2 separate regions of the Mus musculus genome follow, and region 1 is linked to region 2. A link is a contact called in ENCODE Hi-C or POLR2A ChIA-PET data. All regions are on one chromosome and are shown on one strand. Each heading gives the region's core, a stretch centred on a gene start or an enhancer-like site at or near the end of the contact. The rest is flanking DNA. Distances are from core to core; before and after follow the strand shown. Region 1 has its middle 33 kb from the start of B3gnt2. Region 2 has its middle 18 kb from the start of Gm12052.

Region 1 (5,698 bases), core at 679-3,178, 200 kb before region 2:
GTGTTTTGGGTTCATGTATGATTGCACACCATGTGCATGCTTGCAGTCTACAAAGGTCAGAAGAAGGTGTCAGATCCTACGGGACTGGGGTTAATAGACATTTGCAAGCTACTGTGCATCCACAGAGATTAAATCTAGGTCTTCTGCAAGAACAACACATTTTCTTAACCTTGAAGTTAGTTTTTCAGCCTAAGCCTCAAGTGCTCCTAACTGCAGAGTCATCTATTCAGCCCGTATATTTTTAAAAAATACTTATGCGTGCATGCATGCACACACGCGTGCACACACGCACATGCACATGCACACACACATGCACACGCACCCACACATGCACACACATACACACATACTTGTACACGCATGCACACATACACGCACACACATACACACACATGCACACCCCCCCCACACACACACGCACACACACACATACACACATACATGTACATACACGCACACATACATACACACACACACACACATATACACGTACACGCGCGCACACACACACGCACACCCTTGCCTGAACATATGGATGCTCACCACATGCTGTAGGAGCCCAAGTAGGTCAGAAGAAGTGCCAGCTCCCCTGGAACTGGAGTTGCAGTTGTGAGCCAACATGAAGATGCTTGGAACTGAACTCAGCTTCTCTGCTACAGCACTAAGTGCTCTGAACTGCCAAACTGTCTCTCCAGCTGCCCTTAAAATTTTTTTTTTTTATTTTTGACACAAAAACAGTACAGAACATCTGTGTGCTTCTCTCCAGCTTTCTTTAACTGTGTGCTAATTATCAAGGCAGACCAGCCAGCAACAGGAAATCAACATTGCTATAGCTGCATTGCTTACCGGGGACTTGGTTGGCCTCTGGCAAACCCTCAGGTCCGTCTGTTGTTGCTTAGGCACCTTATTTATGGCCCCACATGACATTTAATTTTGTTTTCTCCTTGGTCTCCCATCTGCTTCTCAGTCTTGTCTTTCCATGTCTTCATGACTGATGTTTTTGGTCAGTATTGGTTATTCATAGCATGTTCTTCAGTGAGAGCTTGTGTTAGAGTGGCTTGGGTGTTGTGTAGTGTACAAGAATACCACAGAGCCATGCCAGTGCGTGACATCAGGTTCGTGAGATTACTGATAGTACTCGCTGGGTTTCGCCACAGTAAGAAACTTTGTAATTAAGACAGTAAGAAACTTTGTAATTAAGACACACGTCACGAGGGGTGTTTGTACATTTGAAATGTACAGATAAACAAAGGCATTAGTGTATGCAGTGTCCAGAGCCTGGCATGTGACAACTGCTCAGCAGTGATTAGCTTGCTTCTACATCAGTGTGGCCTCTGTGGGCATCTGCTGCTCTGCTGTTTCACACTCGCTGCCCATTGTCCTGTGCTCAAATGGGCCCACTCCAATAATCACTGGCTATCCGTTCCCAATATCTGTGGATATTAAGGATAAATGCCTTAAGGGGTCAGAAAGGCTGGGCATGGTGTCATATGCCACAACACTCAGGAGGCAAAGGCTGGAAGATTGCTGCCAGGTTAAGAACCGCCAGGCAAGACTATATATAGCAAGATCCCACTTCAGAAAACAACCAAGCAAACCAAGACAGGTGAACTCAATGTGGGGGCATAGGAGGCAAGTAGCAGGTGGTCCTCTGCTCTGTGTGTCTAAGCTAGCAGTGTCTTGCCTCATAGGGAGGGTGTGGTGCTGGACCACATCCCTTTTGCTGGAGGTCTGGACAATACCCTGCTGGACAGGATAGAGAGAGAACCCATATAGCTGAGTGCTTGAGGCAGGAGTAAGTCCCAACTGGCTAGGACAGAGTTGCTGCAAGAGTAATCTTTAGGAGGAGGGCCAGGTTGGGTGGAGAGAGCCCCAAAACCTGTGGGAAGCTGCCCCTTCCAGAGCAAGGCAACCTTGGCCTGCTCTCAGAGTAGCCTTCAGAGCTGAGTCCCTCTCTGCTGTCTCAGCCAGCGGGCAGGCAAGCACAGCAATTATGACTGCTCCTCAGGAGGCCCCTTCTGTACCAGCATACAACTTTATTTACAGGATGGCTGTTCTTGGCAGCTTTCTTCTCCCAGACACTCTTCCTACTTTGGAGCGTTTGGCTCTATTTTTACCCAGAGATGGGATGATTCTCATGTTTGCAAATAGCTGCCATGGAGAGGATTGTGTGGCTGCTGCTGTGGCCACCAGGTAGCCATCCTACATCCTTCGCTTGGAGACAGATGCGCCTAGGATGTGGGATGGGGGTGGGGGTTGGGTCTGGGAGGAATGACAAGTGCCCCTGTGTGACTTGCCCACGGTCTTCAACATGAAAGCTACTTTTTTGCTTGATTAAATGGGGGTAATAGAGTTACTGGCATCTTTCTGGGGACCTTAAGGAAGCTTATGAAGCTGAGAATCAGAGCTGTGCATCTCTGGAGCAGTAAGTAAGGCATGGGAGAGCCTTTGAGCTTTCGATCTGTATTGTCCTGGGCTTCCTGCCGTGTGAGCTTCCTTTTCCCTTTTTTGGCTTAAGCTAGCTGGAAGTGGATGGTTTTGATCATAATTGAGACCATGAGAGTCCAGTTGCTTTCCTAAGTTTGAGGTTGAATCCAGCTGCAGGTGCTCCAAGATGTCCACAGTGAGGACAGCTTGTGACCTACTCCTGGTTCCTGGAAAGGGCACAGATATACTGGTCTTGAATCAAAGAACACAAGTGGCAAAAAATAGGAAGCCATGGGGATGCCCTTCCTTTTTCTTCAGATGAGTGCCGGGCAGGTCTGGAGACTCCTGGATGAGGAGATCCAATTTCTCACTGGGTTTTAGACTCATCCTCCGCACGACATTGGATTGCAGTATGAGGCAAGCAGGAGAGTTCTACAGCCATGGAGGGTTCTGCCTGATTTCAGAGGAGAGCCTGTGAGCATGCAGCAGGTTGGAATTCCTGTGGGGATCCCCTGAGGGGACGAGGTGGGAAGCTGTGAGAGTAAAGAAAGTTCTAGATGCCAGGATTGTGGGACACCTGCCAAGAAAAACCACACAGATCAAGCTGTGCCAGCCCCAGAGAGGGTACAAATGATGAGGCTGGAAGGCTTGGTTTTGCCCATGTTCTCTGAAGTCGGAATCGGATACAGGACACCATTCTTTATCCCGAGCTTTTGTCCCCTCCGGCAAGAACACACTCAGGACAACCAGAATCTTCTGCGGCAAAGCTTTTATTGCTTACTTCTCAGGAGGGAAGACCCCGAACCGGGAAAATGGCGCTGCTTATATAGCCCGCAGCGTGACGTTTCAGCACCTGATGTGGCGTGACAGCTCCTGATTCGTTGCTCGCCCATCACCCCATTACTACTCCGCGAGATGGGCAGTGACTAGGCGTGAGTTCACTCATGCACATGCGCATAAGGCTTGTTTACTAGTTAGGCGCAGTGGAAGCCAGCGCCATCTTATAATGGCGATTGCTCACGGCACAGCTCTCCACAATTCTTGACCCCGTCTGGTTTGCTTTGCTTTGCTCTGGTATTAGGAATGTTTACTCTGTATATCTTGGAAGCATGCTAAGTGACCTTTGACTTCTACAGTTCAGTTAAGGGTTTACCTTGAGTCCCAGAGGACGCTTCGATTTTGGACTTTTGGACAATGCTGGGACTTTAAACTCTGAAGAGTGGGTGCATTTTCCCTGTGAAACAATACAGGGTGGCTGTTATATGTCGTAGAGTGCTTGTGCTTGCTTGTCACGCTGACGGGGTGGCCTCAAGATGCTCTATTACCAAATTAATTGGGTTGAGAAGGGCCTTTGGTGGCTAATAAAGCAGATATACAATTGATTACATGTGGGCCGTGGTAATGGGGTGGGGGAGGGGCAGTGGGGGAAGAGCTGATTATGGTGGCACCATTTTGGAGTTTGGGACCACAGATAAAATGACAAGGAAAATGTAGAAAACCAGCTAGTGGGGTTGAAGAGATGGCTCAGAGGTTAAGAGTACTTATTATTCAATTCCTAGCACACACACATGGCAGCTCACAACTATGTATAATTCTAGCACCAGGAGATCTGATGCCACCTCCTGGTCTCTGTGGGCATCTACACACTTATGTACACAAACTCATGCAGCCCACATGCATACGTATAAGTAAAAAATAAATCTTAGAAAGAAAAGAAGGAAGAGGGAGGGAGGGAGGGAGGGAGGGAGAGAGAGAGAGAGAGAGAGAGAGAGAGAGAGAGAGAGAGACACTGAATTACCCATAAAGCATTCCCCCTCAGAGAGAGAGAGAGAGAGAGAGAGAGAGAGAGAGAGACACTGAATTACCCATAAAGCATTCCCCCTCTGGGTCCTACTACATTGTCCCTTATTTCTGTGATGTATTTTGTCAGAACAATAAAAAAAAAAAAACAGGAAAGTTATATCTTAGTAAATTTGTATTAGAATAACATTTAATTGACCCTAAATCAATAAAATGTCCATGGGCCCCAATTCCAATTCTTGAGATAAGGGTATCACACTGAATAAATTATACTGCTCCTCTTTTTTTTTTTTTTTTTTTTTTTTTTTTTTTGAGACAGGGTTTCTCTGTATAGCCCTGGCTGTCCTGGAACTCACTCTGTAGACCAGGCTGGCCTCGAACTCAGAAATCTGCCTGTCTCTGCCTCCCGAGTGCTGGGATTAAAGGCGTGAGCCACCACGCCCGGCTACTGCTCCTCTTATATCAGTTGCTCTGAAGGTCACTGGGCATCAGAAATGTGCTTTTACTATGTCTCCCAGAATGGGATGAACTTCCCCTGACCTTCCTAGTGCTATGTGGGGCAGTGGACCATGCCATCAGACAGAAAACTTGGCAAAGTTGAGCAGATTCGGAAATCCCAGTACTCTCATGTCTGAGTACAGTAGGCATTTCCATCTACTCCCGATCAGGGTCCTGTCCTGGATCACAGGACCACGACACTCCATGGAGAGGACTGTGACAATCAGTCACACAGGGGCAACACCCGAAGCCCCTCCACACGCAGATGAGGCATCTCTAACATCTCAAATCAAGCCAGGAGAAAGCTTCTGCTTTTATACCCCAAATCACCCCCAAATGCATATAAGACCCTATCTATCCACAAGGACTAAAGTGCACGAGCTATTTCATCAAAGACAGTCCAAGAGTGTCTCGTCTGTCGAATAGAGCTGTAACACTGGGGAAGAGTTCTCTCCTGAAGCTTTCATTGTTGAAAGCTGCTCCAGCCTATCGACCTCACTTCCTGCTCAGTGGCCCTGACCTTGGCTCCTAGCCTTCAGCTGTGCTGCACCCCTCAGCTTCCAGCATCCCAATGCCTGCCACAGACTCTGGAGCAGCTGCAGCGTTGGAAGTGAGATTGGACTCCCTCTCCCCTTCAGAGAGCTCAACTCTTTGGCGGATCCAGTACACAGACCTGCAGTGCTGGTGGCAAGACAAAGGCCCAAGGTCTCCGTTGACACTAAAACTGTAGCCTTCTGATTCCATGACACTGTGAGCCCCTGCCTGCTCATTAGATGGTTGCATGGAAGCAGGAGTGCTGTGCGGGACAGATAACAGTCATTTCCTGGGCATAGTGGCTTCCTGTTCCAACAGTTCAAGGTTCTTAAGGTGTTTCTCACAATGTCATATAACAACTTGATGGGCTGATTTTGAGTTTAGCTTGTTCTCCCCTGGTTTTTATGTGAAAGTGGTAGGAAGTTCCATAAGGGCCAAG
Region 2 (6,172 bases), core at 1,220-3,719:
CTGCTGTGATCCAGGAAATGGAAGCCCCCCAATTGTTCGGTTTGAGCAGGGTTATCAGGTTAGCAAAATCTTTAATGTTCCTTTTGTCCTCTTGTTTTAGTAACCCTGCTTCACCCCTGGAAACTTGTTCCCCAATTACAAAATACCATCAGTGCCGCCCACAGCCTCAAAGGCATCACATGATTCTTTTCATAAGGCCAGTAGACAAAGGCCAGAGAACCTCTCTGTTGATGGTTTCTCAGAGTCAGACCGAAGGATAGGTAGGGGCTGCTGAGATGGTGCTATTAGGAACTCAGAGTGGATGTCAGGGGCTGTGGTGGGGTGGTGGGGAGGAGAGGGAGTGCATTCCTAAAGGTCCCTGCACTGCCTTTCAGCCTGGGAACAGCAGGACTCTGGGCTTTGGGCCAGAGAGAAGATGGAGCTAAGGGATCCAGACAGGTGTCGAGCAATGTATTCTGCTCGGTGTCTTTTCTTCCAGAGCTTCAGAAAAGACTTACTTTTACAGTATTAGGAGGAAGGAAGAGAGAAAAAGGAGGAGGGGAAGGAGGGTGGAGAATTTTCTGATACCAGCCGGCTTTCCAGAGAAAATACACTGAGCAATGGTGCCATCCTGTGGCTATATGCAGGAATTGCAAACCCCCCCCCCCCCCAATTTTAACTGAAAGTTCAAGAAAACAAGCAAGTAGTTCCTGCTTTTACACTAGGCGATTATAAGTTCATTCTTGGTATATTCATTCACATAACTATCTAAGGGAAATAACTAGTGTTTGGTACGTGAGTCAATACTAAATGTAAGATTCCTTCACACATTCAGTAAATATTTACTAGTCTTTATGATGTGAATGCATTTTTCTAAAACCCTTGGACCCAACTGTAAGTAAAAATATACATTCTTGCACTTGACATCTTAGCTGGAGGGGAAAATATTCTTACCAGAGTTTTTTGGGTCACAGCCTGGCAGTCCAGCAACCTAGGCGTGGTCATCTCCCTCCCCTCTCAATAGGCCAATCAGAGAGGTGAATAACATCCATCGAGAAGAGAAAGATGTATTCAGTGTGGTCGCACCAGCAAGAGGAACAAACAGCTCCCATAGCTCCCAAGCACACTGTGGGGTCCTGACATGAAGTTCAGGATTAATAAGAGGACACGCGGTACACACTGCTGAGCAGTCCTGGGCAATGAGTGGCCCTGCCTTTCACACCTCCAATCTGTCCTCCAGGTGGGCTTGTGCAGTTGTTAGAGCTGTGTGAAACAGCATTCTGGGACCCATGTTCCTCTCTGCCTCCATCCTTTCTTTCTCCTAGCATGAATATCTTGGGGGATTCTAATCTCATGGCGACCATTATTTCACTAGAGAGATATACAGGACCTTGTGTGTGTGTGTGTGTGTGTGTGTGTGTGTGTGTGTGTGTGTGTGTGTTCAGAATTGTCTAGAATAGCTTCACCTGTCAGGGGCTGGAGATGTAACTCAGCTTGCAGAGTGCTTGTGTGGCATGCAGAAGAAGCCGGGTTCAATCCTGAACACTGAAGAAACTATGAACTGGGTGTCGGTTGTGACGTGCCCATAATCCCAGCACGTTGGAGGTGGAGGCAAAAATCATCAGGGAAGTTAAAGGTCTTCTTCAACTAGAGAGTTTGAGGTGGGCTTCGTATGCATGGGACCGTGTCCCAAAATAAGCAAACAAATAAATAAAATAGAATATTTTTGTTCCTGCTAAGATAGTTACAATATAGACGATATAAACTGTAATGGGAACGACAACATGTTTAACATTAGGAAATGAGGCGGGGACATCAGCCTTTCAGACAGGGTAGATTTTCCTGAGAAGGTGGCATTTGTGCAGAGGCCTGAGAAAACAGAGAGAAGGCCAAGGGGACATTTGAGGGAGGGCTGCCCAGCTCTCCGCAGTAACTCCAAGGGTGAGTTATCAACTAATAGGAGTCAGCTGACCAGGTGGACTGGGGCTAGGCTGACAACCTTTCTGTCACTAGTCCCCAAAGCTCCCCCTCCCCCCTCCCCACCAATACTCCCCTAGCAGAGCATGTGGGAAGTCATTCTGGATTCTCAGGACCTTTGGCAGACCACAGTCTGACACTGACTCTGGACACCGGAAACCCAACGCACTTCACTGAGCGTTCTCTCTGCCCCAGTTGTTGGCTTCCTTCCTTCTGTGCTGGGTGATGATTCTACAAGCCTGCCTTAGCTTACATTGAAGGCCCCAGACCATCATCTGAATGTCTCCCTGAGCCAGCCAAGTTTTTAAAAAAATATCTTGAAGCAATTATTTCAAAATATAATCCTACGTAGAAAAATCTAGCTAGCGGCCAGTTCCTGTCCCTGGCAGATTATTTAGCGCTTCTCCTTGCTGTCAACAGACATACTTTCCAGGCTTGCTCCCCGGGCATCACCCACAGCACAGAACGGGGGCGGGCTGCAGGCAGACCCGCGCCATTTTCCCGAGGACTCTGCTTCTGCCGTCAGGAAGTGCGTTGTTTACAGCTGGAATTGTTCCGAGCCAGATCGCTATCTCCACTGTTCCACACAGGAATCCAGGAGTGTGAGCTAAGCATTTGCTGAGTGGCCTCTGGGTAGATGAGGGGACTGGTCTCAACAGGTTACTTGACTCAGGTCAGAAAAACTTGCAACAAGAAATCTGAGAGCTGCGGCTGCATCCATCACGCCCATTTCAGTCTTGAGCAGCTGAGCCTGGGCAGCTTTTTCCAGACAGCTTTGGAAAGCCAAACTCAAATGACCGCTGCCGAACTAATAGTAATAATAATGAAAAGAAAGGAAGGAAGGAAGGGAGGGAGGGAGGGAGGGAGGGAGGAAGGAAGGAAGGAAGGAAGGAAGGAAGGAAGGAAGGAAGGAAGGAAGGAAGGAAGGAAGGAAGCAAGCAAGGAAGGAAGCAAGGAAGAGAGAAAGAAAGGCAAATCCAGAAAATCCCATGTGGGCGTTGGGTCCCAGCTTCTCTGTGGAGCTAAATCTTTTCCAAGGCTGCAGCAGCTACTTTATTTGGGCATGTTCCTGACAGGAGAAGCTGGGATGTTTCATCCAAAAGGAAGTCAGTCGTCTGAAGGGAAGGACAACTTGTTCCTTGTAACCTTCAGTGTAGGACAACTTCAGCTGAAGGCAGCTGTGTGCTCCTGCTCTTGGCTTTTGCCGAAGAACTGACTCTTGCCCAGAGGGACTTGTTCTGACGGATGCTATCACATGCCTTGTGTCACTGCCTGAGTCTGGGGAGAGGCAATATGGAGCATTCTTCTAGCCAGGCCTGTGCCTGGGCCTGTGTGTGAGCAAAGAAGGCTGGCTAGCCATCCACCGCCTTGATGTGAATCCAGCCGATCAGCTGCCATACCACTCTTACCCACAGTCCAATCATTGGCAGCCAAGGAGTGGAATTATTGATGTGTCCTTTCCTTGCTGCCAACCTCCAGCAAGGGTCCCCATGGCCTCTGCCTTTGTAGGTTTTCACGTTCTGGAAGGTGAGCCTTGGGAGAATAGTATGGCCTAAGACAGGCAGAGTTGGATTAGTGAAGGATTCTTGGATGCAGCCGTGGGACTGTAAACAGCTGCAGCATTTCACAGATCCCAGTGTTTTGGATGAAACCCACCCCAGGCATTGCTACAAATCACTTAGGGTTGAGGAAAAACCCCTTTCATTCCTAAAAGCCCTGCTAAGGGATAGAAATAATACTGTCACCAAGCCTCCGAAGACTTTTTAAGGAACATACGTATACACACATACACACACTCGAATTAAAAAAAAGAAGAAAGAAGAAATTGTGTATGTGTGTGTGTGAGTGAGTGAGTGTGTGTGTGAGTGTGTTGTGTGTGTGTGAGTATGTGTGTGTGAGTGTGTATGTGTGTGTGTGAGTGTGTTGTGTGTGTGTCCCTACTGAGGTCAGAGGACAATATTTAAGAGATGCTTTTCTTTTTCATCAAATGAGTCTGGGAGAATCAAACTCAGGGTATCACAATTCATAGCAAGCGCCTATACCCCTGAGTCATCTCAGTGTCCCAGAGTTCTGCATTTTAGAAGCTGTGGCCTTCTCCACCCACAATTCTGATGCAGGGCTTGCTTGGTTATTCTTGATAGACATTGACCTCAGCTCCATCCAGAAGTCAGGGGTGCTGTACTGCCATCAATCTCCAGGCACTTGTCTTGGTTGACAATATATGAAGCCTGTTCCTTTGCTCTCAACACTACACCACATCATTATGGCTGAGGTGGTGACAAGCACTGTCCCCTAGTCAGCAAGCTCAGGCAGCCCAGGCCTTGGGCTCTCCTAAGGGTGGGGTCAGTCATTTAGCAACCCTTTTGCTGAGGACAAAAGAGGAGCTCACATTCTTGAAGTTTTACCGCAACCTCCAGGGTACCAGTGAGCCCCTACTTAACAGCCTAGAGGTTTGTTATTTTAAATGTCCTTGACTATGGTCTGATGGGCATCTTTCACCCAGTACCTCACCTTGTATTAGAAGCTATGGGAACTTGTCCCAGGCTCCGGTCCTTTCCCTGACTGGCTTCTGGGACAACCCAACCAAACTTTCATTTAGAGATTTCTAGACTGCCATGGGTGGGGTTCGGTTTTACAAGCCTCTGGCTTTGTGCACAGCAGTTTGGGAGAAGGAGCTGGTGACCACTGCAGACTGATGGAGAGAATCAGCCACCATCTTGTAACCAGAGGCCATCTGACTAGGTGGTAGAACAGAGTGAGCTGCTGAGTGGCCATCTTGGAGCAGCTTCTGTGTAGAGCCTTCAAGAAATATGAATTCCAGTGAAGCACAGCTTAGACCCATTTATATTCCCGGAAGAGACGGAGATCCTGGGGGTAAGCTGGCTAGCTAGGCTGGCCAAATCAGCAAGCTCCGAGTCAAGCGAGAGACCTGCCTCAGTGGATAAGGTGAACATTGACATTAATCATTGACCTCCACATGAGCCTGCATAAACACACAGACCACCTGTTGCAGGAAATATTTTAAAAAAGAGAGCCGGCATAGTCCACTTGTGCCGGCACCAACGGGCCACAGAGGGCATGCTAGCCGGATGATCTCAACTTGACTGTCTCTCTGCCTGCCAACTCTCCGAAGGGGCTGGATCCCCCAGGTCCTCTTGCTGCCACACAATGACTGCCCACCCCACAGTCAGCCATCACAACACCTAATTACCTGGTAGAATCAAAACTCTTAAAGCTTATAATTATGGTTAACCAATTAGATTTATGTATCAATAAAATCACAATTTACAAGATGCCAACACAATAATTTCAGGGCCAATTTATAATGATAAAAGCTTTATCCCAGTTATTCTAACCTTATGATATCATAACTACCTGTGACCTGTTCCAGCCATGCTGGTTCGCATCTACCTCCATTCTCCTACCCTCCGCTATGCTCTCTGTCTCTGCAACTGTCCAGTCACAGGCCTCCTGCTGCCCTAATGTAATTGGATGGGCAAATCCTGCAACAACCACCTACACACATTTAATCACAGACGTAAACATGAACACACACACACAAACACAAGCATACCACACACATACACATGCATAGGACATGCAATTAAGATTATTCAGGAATGACTTGTGGCTTTCTGAGGCTTGACTGTGGGGGCAGTCTGAGCTCTGTCCTAACTTCATGCTATTGCTTTTAAAGACAGTGGGAAAGCACCTGTGGAAACAGAGCTGTTGAGTCACCAAATTAGAATTAACCTGACCAGCTGCAATGTGAAGTCTCTGAAGAAGCTGATACTGAAGTCAAATGGGGAGGGGGGGGGCTCATCCATGCCTACAAGATACTGAGAATCGCTACCAGAAAAACACTGTGTGGTGAAGAAACTAAACATGAGACTGTTTCCAGATAAGAATCTACAAGTGACTCACTGACTTGCATAGTATTTTGGAGATTGTTAAGCAGATTATTTTCATCAGTATTGGGTCAAGGCTGGATGCTGATGCCAATACTACAGATGCTTCAGTCAACTATTTTAACACATTGATTTATTGGTTGTCAGAAAATAACTTATGGCTGGGTGTAGTAGTCCATACCTGTAATCCAAGCACTCAGGAGTCAAAGACAGGAAGAATATGGTTTTGAGGCTAGCCTGGGCTACAAAGCAAGTTCAAAGCTAGCCTGAGGTATGTAATGAGTTGCCTCAAAAGCTCAGAGATGATG

Evidence for each region. A loop is a pair of places that touch in the nucleus more often than their neighbours do. ChIA-PET counts read pairs that join two places held with the same protein, here RNA polymerase II (POLR2A).
Region 1: a loop to region 2 is called in a map of left cerebral cortex, with 2.8 times the contacts of the local background. The contact joins two enhancer-like sites. A Hi-C loop is called at or near these places in 3 of 37 maps with a recorded cell type or tissue (T-helper 1 cell, T-helper 2 cell and left cerebral cortex). POLR2A ChIA-PET finds 5 or more read pairs at or near these places in 2 of 5 experiments (Patski and embryonic stem cell).

What each region holds. Positions count from the first base shown.
Region 1 is chr11:22,824,088-22,829,785 of GRCm38, reverse strand. No RefSeq gene overlaps it. Among named protein-coding and RNA genes, the nearest start is that of B3gnt2, 33 kb to the left of the region's middle. Within about 2 kb of position 1,928, at least 1 of the 3 ENCODE cell types and tissues checked has a DNase peak (open chromatin) inside an H3K27ac peak, as active enhancers do.
Region 2 is chr11:22,626,133-22,632,304 of GRCm38, reverse strand. No RefSeq gene overlaps it. Among named protein-coding and RNA genes, the nearest start is that of Gm12052, 18 kb to the right of the region's middle. Within about 2 kb of position 2,469, at least 3 of the 3 ENCODE cell types and tissues checked have a DNase peak (open chromatin) inside an H3K27ac peak, as active enhancers do.